Linked DNA regions of Homo sapiens: regions 1 and 2 are each linked to region 3. A link is an interaction called in ENCODE POLR2A ChIA-PET data of the cell type or tissue named here. Cell type or tissue: Caco-2. All regions are shown on one strand.

Region 1 (2,500 bases), 120 kb after region 3:
AGGTTTCTTCTCTTTTACACTTTCTGATTATAAGATTGCATGAGTTTGCCACCCTAAGTCTCCTCTCTTTGATGAGTATTTGACTATTTCTATATGTGGAATGTCACATAACCAGTGTTAGAAGTTTATAGAAAGGTATCTTCCACCCGTTGTTCTTTGCTTTTGAGTCAGCCTCAGTTTATAAGATAATGTTGCCTTTTACCCCTTACATATAAAGAAATGTGTCAAATTTTAAAAGGCAATAATAGTAAACTTTCATTTCTTTTGATTGTGCTAATGAGAGAGAGTGTATGTGGAGGGAAGGGGGGGGTGGGGGAGAAGAACCTGAGCCCTGGAAGTCACAGAACTAAGTTCAGATAACAGCTCTGTCACTTCCTGCTTGTAACCATGAACCTCTCTGAACATACTGTGTATATCAGCTCACAAAGTTGTTACAATTGATACTGTATGGAAAGTACCCAGCATAGTGTCTGCCATAGTAAATGCACCTTTAGGTTAGCTTTTTTTTTTTTTTTGGAGATGCAGTCTCGCTCTTGCTGCCCGGGCTGGAGTGCAATGGCGCCATCTCAGCTCACTGCATCCTCTACCTCCCGGGTTCAAGTGATTCTCCAGCCTCAGCCTCCCCAGTAGCTGGGATTCACAAGCGTGTGTCACTACACCTGGCTAATTTTTGTATTTTTAGTAGAGACGGGGTTTCACCATGTTGGCCAGGTCGAACCCCTAATCTCAGGTGATCCACCTGCCTCGGCCTCCCAAAGTGCTGGGATTATAGGTGTGAGCCACCGCGCCTGGCCTTATGGTAGCTATTTTTGTGTATCAGTACATTAAGGTGTCTCACTAATGTTCAATTAGAGTTCATGTCTATCTTTGCAAGAGGAGGAACAACACACAAGTGACTGATGTACCCCCAAACCTCATTTAAGATGTTTTTTGAACTTTTTCTGTGTTCTGTATACATTTCTAATAAAGCAGATGCTTAGTGAACTGATTTTTTTCCATTTGTCGTTTGCTGGAGGTTATAACTAGTAGCTCAAATAGGATACAGTTTACATAGGAGGAGAGGTTCATAGAGGGTCCTGTCTCTTCAATTAGCTTAGGTGACTTGTTTTTGAAAAATTAATAGGTATTAGTTATTCAAGATAAGAACTATATATAGGTAACTACTTATAGTTACTGTCTTTAAAGTGTGAAATGTGAAGACTGTGCCATTAAGTGGATTTTTTTCTTTTTTTTTCGAGACAGAGTCTCGCTCTGTCTCTAGGCTGGAGTGCAGTGGTGCAATCTCGGCTCACTGCAACCTCTGCCTCCTGGGTTCAAGCGATTCTCCTGCCTCAGCCTCCCTGGTAGCTGGGATTACAGGCGCCCACCACCACACCCAGCTAGGTTTTGTATTTTTAGTAGAGATGGGGTTTCACCATGTTGGCCAGGATGGTCTCGAACTCCTGACCTCGTGATCCACCCACCTCGGCCTCCCAAAGTGCTGGGATTATAAGTGTGAGCCATCGCACCCGGCCCATTAAGTGGATTTTTAATCTCACACGAGCTCAAGGCACAGCTGAAGACCTTTTAAATTCTGTGAAAGATAGTGGATATTCATAGCTAGTTTTTAATTCCAGACCCTTAATTTCTCTTATCTGTAAGTCAGCCTTGTTGACTTCTGTCTAACATTTAGCACCTTTACAAAATTATTCAAGTCAGTAAATATATATATAAAAAACCTATTTGGCTTTGTTTCAAGATTTGCTCATTTAACCTTTAATAATCCTCTTTAAAATGGGAATGATGATGTAACAGAAATCCCTGTAACTTACAAAGTACTATATGTAGACGAGGGGGAGGAATTCAACAACAATGCCTGTCATAAATCAGGCAGTGCATTGGGATACTTTTTGTGGGTTTTAATTAACCAGGTAGTTCACATCATTCAGCACTCAAATGTCATAAATCAGAATTAGATATTTTAAGAAAGCTAATTTTTGTACATAAGAAAAAATCTTATTAAAACATTTATTAAGATAGAAAAAGAGGGAAATATTAGTAACTCTGCTTTATAGATGAGGAGATTGAGAGACCAGAGTTTGAACCTACATAAAGTCATTATCAGTAAAGGGACTCAATTTAACAGTTTTTAATGGTATGCTATTTCCGCTAGATAATTAATGGTTTATTGTTGGAAAAATATTTGTATATTGTTTAATGATCTTGGAAATAGAGCCCATTATTTTAACCTGTTGAAAAAATATTTATAAGGCTGGGCTCGGAGGCTCATGCCTGTAATCCCATTGGGAGGCGGACGCAGGCGGATCAAGAGGTCAGGAGTTTGAGACCAGCCTGACCAACATGGCGAAACCCCGTCTCTACTAAAAATACAAAAATTAGCCGGGCTTGGTGGTGGGCACCTGTAATCCCAGGTACTCAGGAGGCTGAGGCAGGAGAATCTCTTGAACCCGGGAGGTGGAGGTTGCAGTGAACCGAGATTGCACCACTGCACTCCGGCCTG
Region 2 (2,500 bases), 59 kb before region 3:
CCTCCACGCCCAGCTAATTTTTTGTATTTTTAGTAGAGAGGGGGTTTCACCGTGTTAGCCAGGATGGTCTTGATCTCCTGACCTCGTGATCCACCTGCCTCGGCCTCCCATAGTGCTGGGATTACAGGCATGAGCCACTGCACCAGGTGATTTTTATCTGTTGTGCTTAGCTTTTGAGGAGTTGCTTTTCAGTTTTGAAATTTATGAGTGTTAGTTCTGAAAAGTTTTTCTGAATTGTTTCTAAGATTCTCTTTTTTCTCTGTTACGTTTCTCTTTTCTGAAACTTGTGTTGGGATATTGAACCACACTGATTCTGTTTTTCCCTTTGTCTCCTATATCCTTTATGTTCTACTTGGAAAAATTTTCAGCTTCCTTTTCTAAACCTATTGTATTTTTTATTTCTGCTATCATAATTTAATTTGCTAAAGATTTTTTTCTGTTTTTTTTTTTGTTTGTTTCTCCAGATTGTTGTATTTTGATAGCATCCTTTTGCTTTTGATTATGGTATTTTCCTCTTACCTCATTCAGAATATTCTTTTTTTTTTTAATGTTTTGTTTTCTTCTCTTTGGTCTATTTTCTTCCTGTCATTTTTCCCTATGTATATTTTAGTCTCTGTATTTTATGTCTAATGTTTTCTTCAAATGAAATTCCTGACAATTCTTTCAGACTACTTGTATGTAATAGAGTAACACTAAAAAAGTACATTGGAAACTCTGAGCATGTGGGTGGACTTTGTTGGATGTCATCTTATCTATTTGAGATCTGCTCATTTCCATAGGGGAATACCTAATGTCTGTATATTTAGATTTTTTTAAAGTGGTTAGGTTTCCAAAGAAATCTGTCAGTGCTTTATCTGGCTTTCAGAGTTATGCCCTATGAGGAAAGAAGACTGAGGATGAAAGGAGGGTCTAGTCCTAGACATATTTCATTATGTCAGCTTTCACTTAATCCTTCTTCTGTTTCAATGGTAATCTCTGCCCTCAACCTGTTTTAATATGCTTCTTGGTCCAGGGACCCTTTCATAACCTTTTCTAAGAAATAAACCTTTTTTTCGTACCATAATGGGAAAGGAGACAGTTGCTAGGCTAGAGTCAGGGAGAAATCTGAGAGTCTAGCTGCTGCTTCAGTAGACTATGGTCAGTCTTCCTGTTAGCCCTACTTTACCCCTACTCAATTTTTGAACCTTTGGGGCATAGCTTATCTTTGGTAATTTAGCATATTAATCAGCTTTCCCTAATATTTGGCTTTAGATTAAGCTTCTTTTTTTTTCCACTAAGTTAGCTACCACTGGTTTTGCTGTTATTTTAAAATTAGTTTATTTTACCCATCTTTTCAATCTGTTGAAACCTTACAATCCTCATCATCCAGCATGTTAATTATTATTCTTTGAGTCCTACATTCATTTCACAATTTGACTTTTGTAAGTGTCTTGACTGAAGTGTAATGATAGAGCCCTGTGGAATATATTTGAAGACATTTTATCAATTTTACTTTAGTTCTTGGTTAATATTATAAGTTATGGTTGTTTATTCCAGCTATCAGTACCTGCTTGTGCTGTATTATTGAGTTTTTATTTTTTTATTTTATTCCTAAGAATATTTTCAGGATATTTTCCCATACTATTTTGCTTAAAAAAAAATCTAGTGTTGGATTAGTTATACTAGCCTACCTAAAAAGAAGAAATTTATTGATAATAAAAATTTAACATCACTTGTAGGGAAATAAAATTACCTCTTGGTGTAGCCTTTTTTCTTTTTTTATGCCTTTAAACCATCTTACAAATAAAAACTTCTGGACTTTGATATGGACACATATTGATGGATTATTAAACTTTTACACTTGAAACTTCTGTGATTGTTTGATACATATTTTCTAGGAAACGTTTTTCTTCATGTCCAAAATTGCTTATTAGAAACTGTTCTCTTCCAGTATTGTTTTCCACACATTGGAGATGCATACATGCCTAATTCCGACCTGTGATTAGTTAAGCTCCACAGAAAAAAACTAAATTTAAAAGTGACTAGATATTCTCTGTCTTCTTATTTGCTCTTCATTTACTTTTTAACTATGTTTCTTCTACCTTTTCCAGTTTTTTATTCAATTCTCCTTAGTGGAGAAGATGGATACAAAGCAGGAGGTGTGAGTAGTTGTTTATTTTGTCTGCATCTGTTAATATTACACCATCTTTCCCATGTAATATTCTTGTTTCTTCTTAGTTTAGCCTCCTGAATTTATGCAGGCAATGGGCTTGTTTGGTTTTCCTTTGTATTACTTATAAAATGTAGTTTGTTCTGATAACGTTCTTATAAGATTGATGATATTAATCTGTATATATGCATATTTGTTTCTCTCCTGTTATATATATGTCCTTTAAAAATTGGACACCAGAAACTATGTAGCCTCATTGTTTTACTCATCCCCTTCATTTATTCAGTCCACTGACAGTAAGTTCCTAATGTATGTCAGGCCCTGAGAAATCAAATATTGATATTACTTTTT
Region 3 (2,500 bases):
AATACCTGAGACTGGGTAATTTATAAAGAAAAGAAGTTTTTTTGGCTCATGGTTGTGCAGACTGTAGAAGAAGCATGATGCCAACATCTGCTTCTGGTGAGGGCTTTGGGGAGCTTCCTTTTATAGTGGAAGGCAAAGGAGGGCAGGCATCACATAGGGAGAGGGAAGGCTTTTTTTTTTTTTTTTTTTTTTTTTTGAGACAGAGTCTCACTCTGTCACCCAGGCTGAAGTGCAATGGCGTGATCTCAGCTCACTGCAACCTCTGACTTCTGGATTCAAGTGATTCTCCTGCCTCTGCCTCCCAAGTAGCTAGGATTACAGGCACCTGCCACCACGCCTGGCTAATTTTTGTATTTTTAGTAGAGACGGGGTTTCACCATGTTGGCCAGGCTGATCCCAAACTCCTGACCTGAGGTGATCCACCCGCCTTGGCCTCCCAAAGTGCTGGGATTACAGGCATGAGCCACCGCCCAGACTCTCTTTAGTGATCAGTTTTCCTGGGAACTAATAGAGTGAGAACTCACCCATTATCTTGAAAAGGACACCAAGCCATTCAAAGGATACGTCCCCATGACCCAAACACCTCCAATTAGACCCCACCTCTAACAATGGGGATCAAATTTCAATATGAGATTTGGAGAGGACAGACATCCAAACAGTATCAGTCACCTTTGTATGAATTTATCACAACATCCTGAATCTTCACAACATCCTTATTATCTCCATTTTGCAGATAAGGTGACTTGACTCATGAGATAGGCGACCTGCATATGGATTTACTGTTTGTGAATGGCAGACCTAGGATTAAGCTATCCTGACCCAATGTCATTATATTTAACCAAGTAAACTATTTGTAGAAATGAATCATATCTCTGGATTATGTAAAGCTTTCTTGTTAGTCATGGTGTAAACTGAGAGCCAGTTTTAGTTCAGATAGCCAGTATATCTTCATAGTCTCATGGATTGGAGAGATGACTTTATCAATTCTCAGAGTTGACTCAGTGATACCTGCTTAAGATATCTGCCCTGGTCAAATGCCAGGACTTTTTGATGTCTTGATGACATTTGAATGCCTTTTTTTTTTTTTTTTTGAGATGAAGTCTCGCTCTGTCCCCCAGGCTGGAGTACAATGGCGCGATCCCAGCTCACTGCAACCTCTGCCTCCTGGTTTCAAGCGATCCTCCCACCAAGTAGCTGGGATTGCAAGCATGCGCCACCACACCTGGCTAATTTTTGTATTTTTAGTAAGTGGAGGTGGATTTCACCATGTTGTCCAGGCTGATCTCGAACTCCTGACCTCAAGTGATCTGCCTGCCTTAGCCTTCCAAAATGCTGGGATTATAGGCATGATCTATTGCACCCAGCGGTAATTTCTCTTGTTTTGAGATGGAGTCTTGCTCTGTTGCCTAGGCTGGAGGGCAGTGGTGCAATCTCAGCTCACTGCAACTTCCACCCCCTGGGTTGAAGAGATTCTCCTGCCTCCGCCGCCGGAGTAGCTGGGATTACAGGTGCCCACACCACGCCTGGCTGATTTTTGTATTTTTAGTAGGGTGGGGGCGTTTCACCACGTTGGCCAAGCTGGTCTTGAACTCCTGATCTCAGGTGATCTACCCATCTCAGCCTCCCAAAGTGCTGGGATTACAGGCATGAGCCACTACGCCTGCCCTGTAATTTCTTTTTTTCTTTTTCTTTTCTTTCTTTTTTTTTTTTTTTGAGATGGACTCTCGCTCTGTTGCCCAAGCTGGAGTGCAGTGGCGCAGTCTTGGCTCACTGCAACTTCCACCTGCTGGGTTCAACAATTCTCCTGCCTCAGCCTCCCAAGTAGCTGGGACTACAGGCGTGCGCCACCATGCCTGGCTAATTTTTTTTGTCTTTTTATTAGAGTCGGGGTTTCACCATGCTGGGCAGGCTGGTCTGGAACTCCTGACCTCGTGATCCACCCGCGTCGGCCTCCCAAAGTGCTGGGATTACAGGCGTGAGCCACCACACCCGGCCCGTAATTTCTTTATTGAAAAATTTTTACAAGGAGGCATAAAGTTGGAGTTGACAAAAATACAAAAATTAGCCAAGCATGGTGGCAGGTACCTGTAATCTTAGCTACTTGGGAGGCTGAGACAGGAGAATTCCTTGAACTTGGGAGGTGGAGGTTGCAGTGAGCTGAGATCATGACACTACTCCAGCCTGGGTGACAGAGTGAGACTCTGTCTCAAAAAAAAAAAAAAAAAAAAATTCTTTTCATTTGTTCTATACTGCAGAATAGTAAAAGCTCATTAAAAATGTCATCCCTGAGGGGCCAACTTTACTTTTGGTGTGAAAATATGTATCATGGAGGGCCGGGGGTGTAGGGGGACCTAAGTCCTGAAATTTTAGGACTTTCACTTTTTCCCAAAACTGTATTACTCATTAGCAGATGAACTTTAAAACTGCCTTTTAAAATGATATTTTAGTTGCGCTAAATTATGGTATGACACTGAATGATACGATAAGTCTCTTAAAAATA

Evidence for each region. ChIA-PET counts read pairs that join two places held together with the same protein. Peaks named below come from ENCODE experiments on the same cell type or tissue, not always from the same donor. Only the 100,000 strongest peaks of a DNase experiment are listed, where the experiment ranks them.
Region 1: POLR2A ChIA-PET joins it to region 3 with 5 read pairs; 4 of 35 experiments call an interaction of 5 or more read pairs at or near these places.
Region 2: POLR2A ChIA-PET joins it to region 3 with 8 read pairs; 3 of 35 experiments call an interaction of 5 or more read pairs at or near these places.

Annotation. Positions count from the first base shown.
Region 1 is chr10:63,223,796-63,226,295 of GRCh38, reverse strand. The region is part of intron 3 of JMJD1C (jumonji domain containing 1C); the gene reads left to right. Among named protein-coding and RNA genes, the nearest start is that of NRBF2, 92 kb to the right of the region's middle. In Caco-2, no CTCF peak of the experiment used is centred here; no DNase peak of the experiment used is centred here.
Region 2 is chr10:63,405,771-63,408,270 of GRCh38, reverse strand. The region is part of intron 1 of JMJD1C (jumonji domain containing 1C); the gene reads left to right. Among named protein-coding and RNA genes, the nearest start is that of JMJD1C-AS2, 24 kb to the left of the region's middle. In Caco-2, no CTCF peak of the experiment used is centred here; no DNase peak of the experiment used is centred here.
Region 3 is chr10:63,346,797-63,349,296 of GRCh38, reverse strand. All of the region lies in intron 2 of JMJD1C (jumonji domain containing 1C), which reads left to right. Among named protein-coding and RNA genes, the nearest start is that of MIR1296, 25 kb to the left of the region's middle. In Caco-2, no CTCF peak of the experiment used is centred here; DNase peaks (open chromatin) are centred at 770 and 1,076.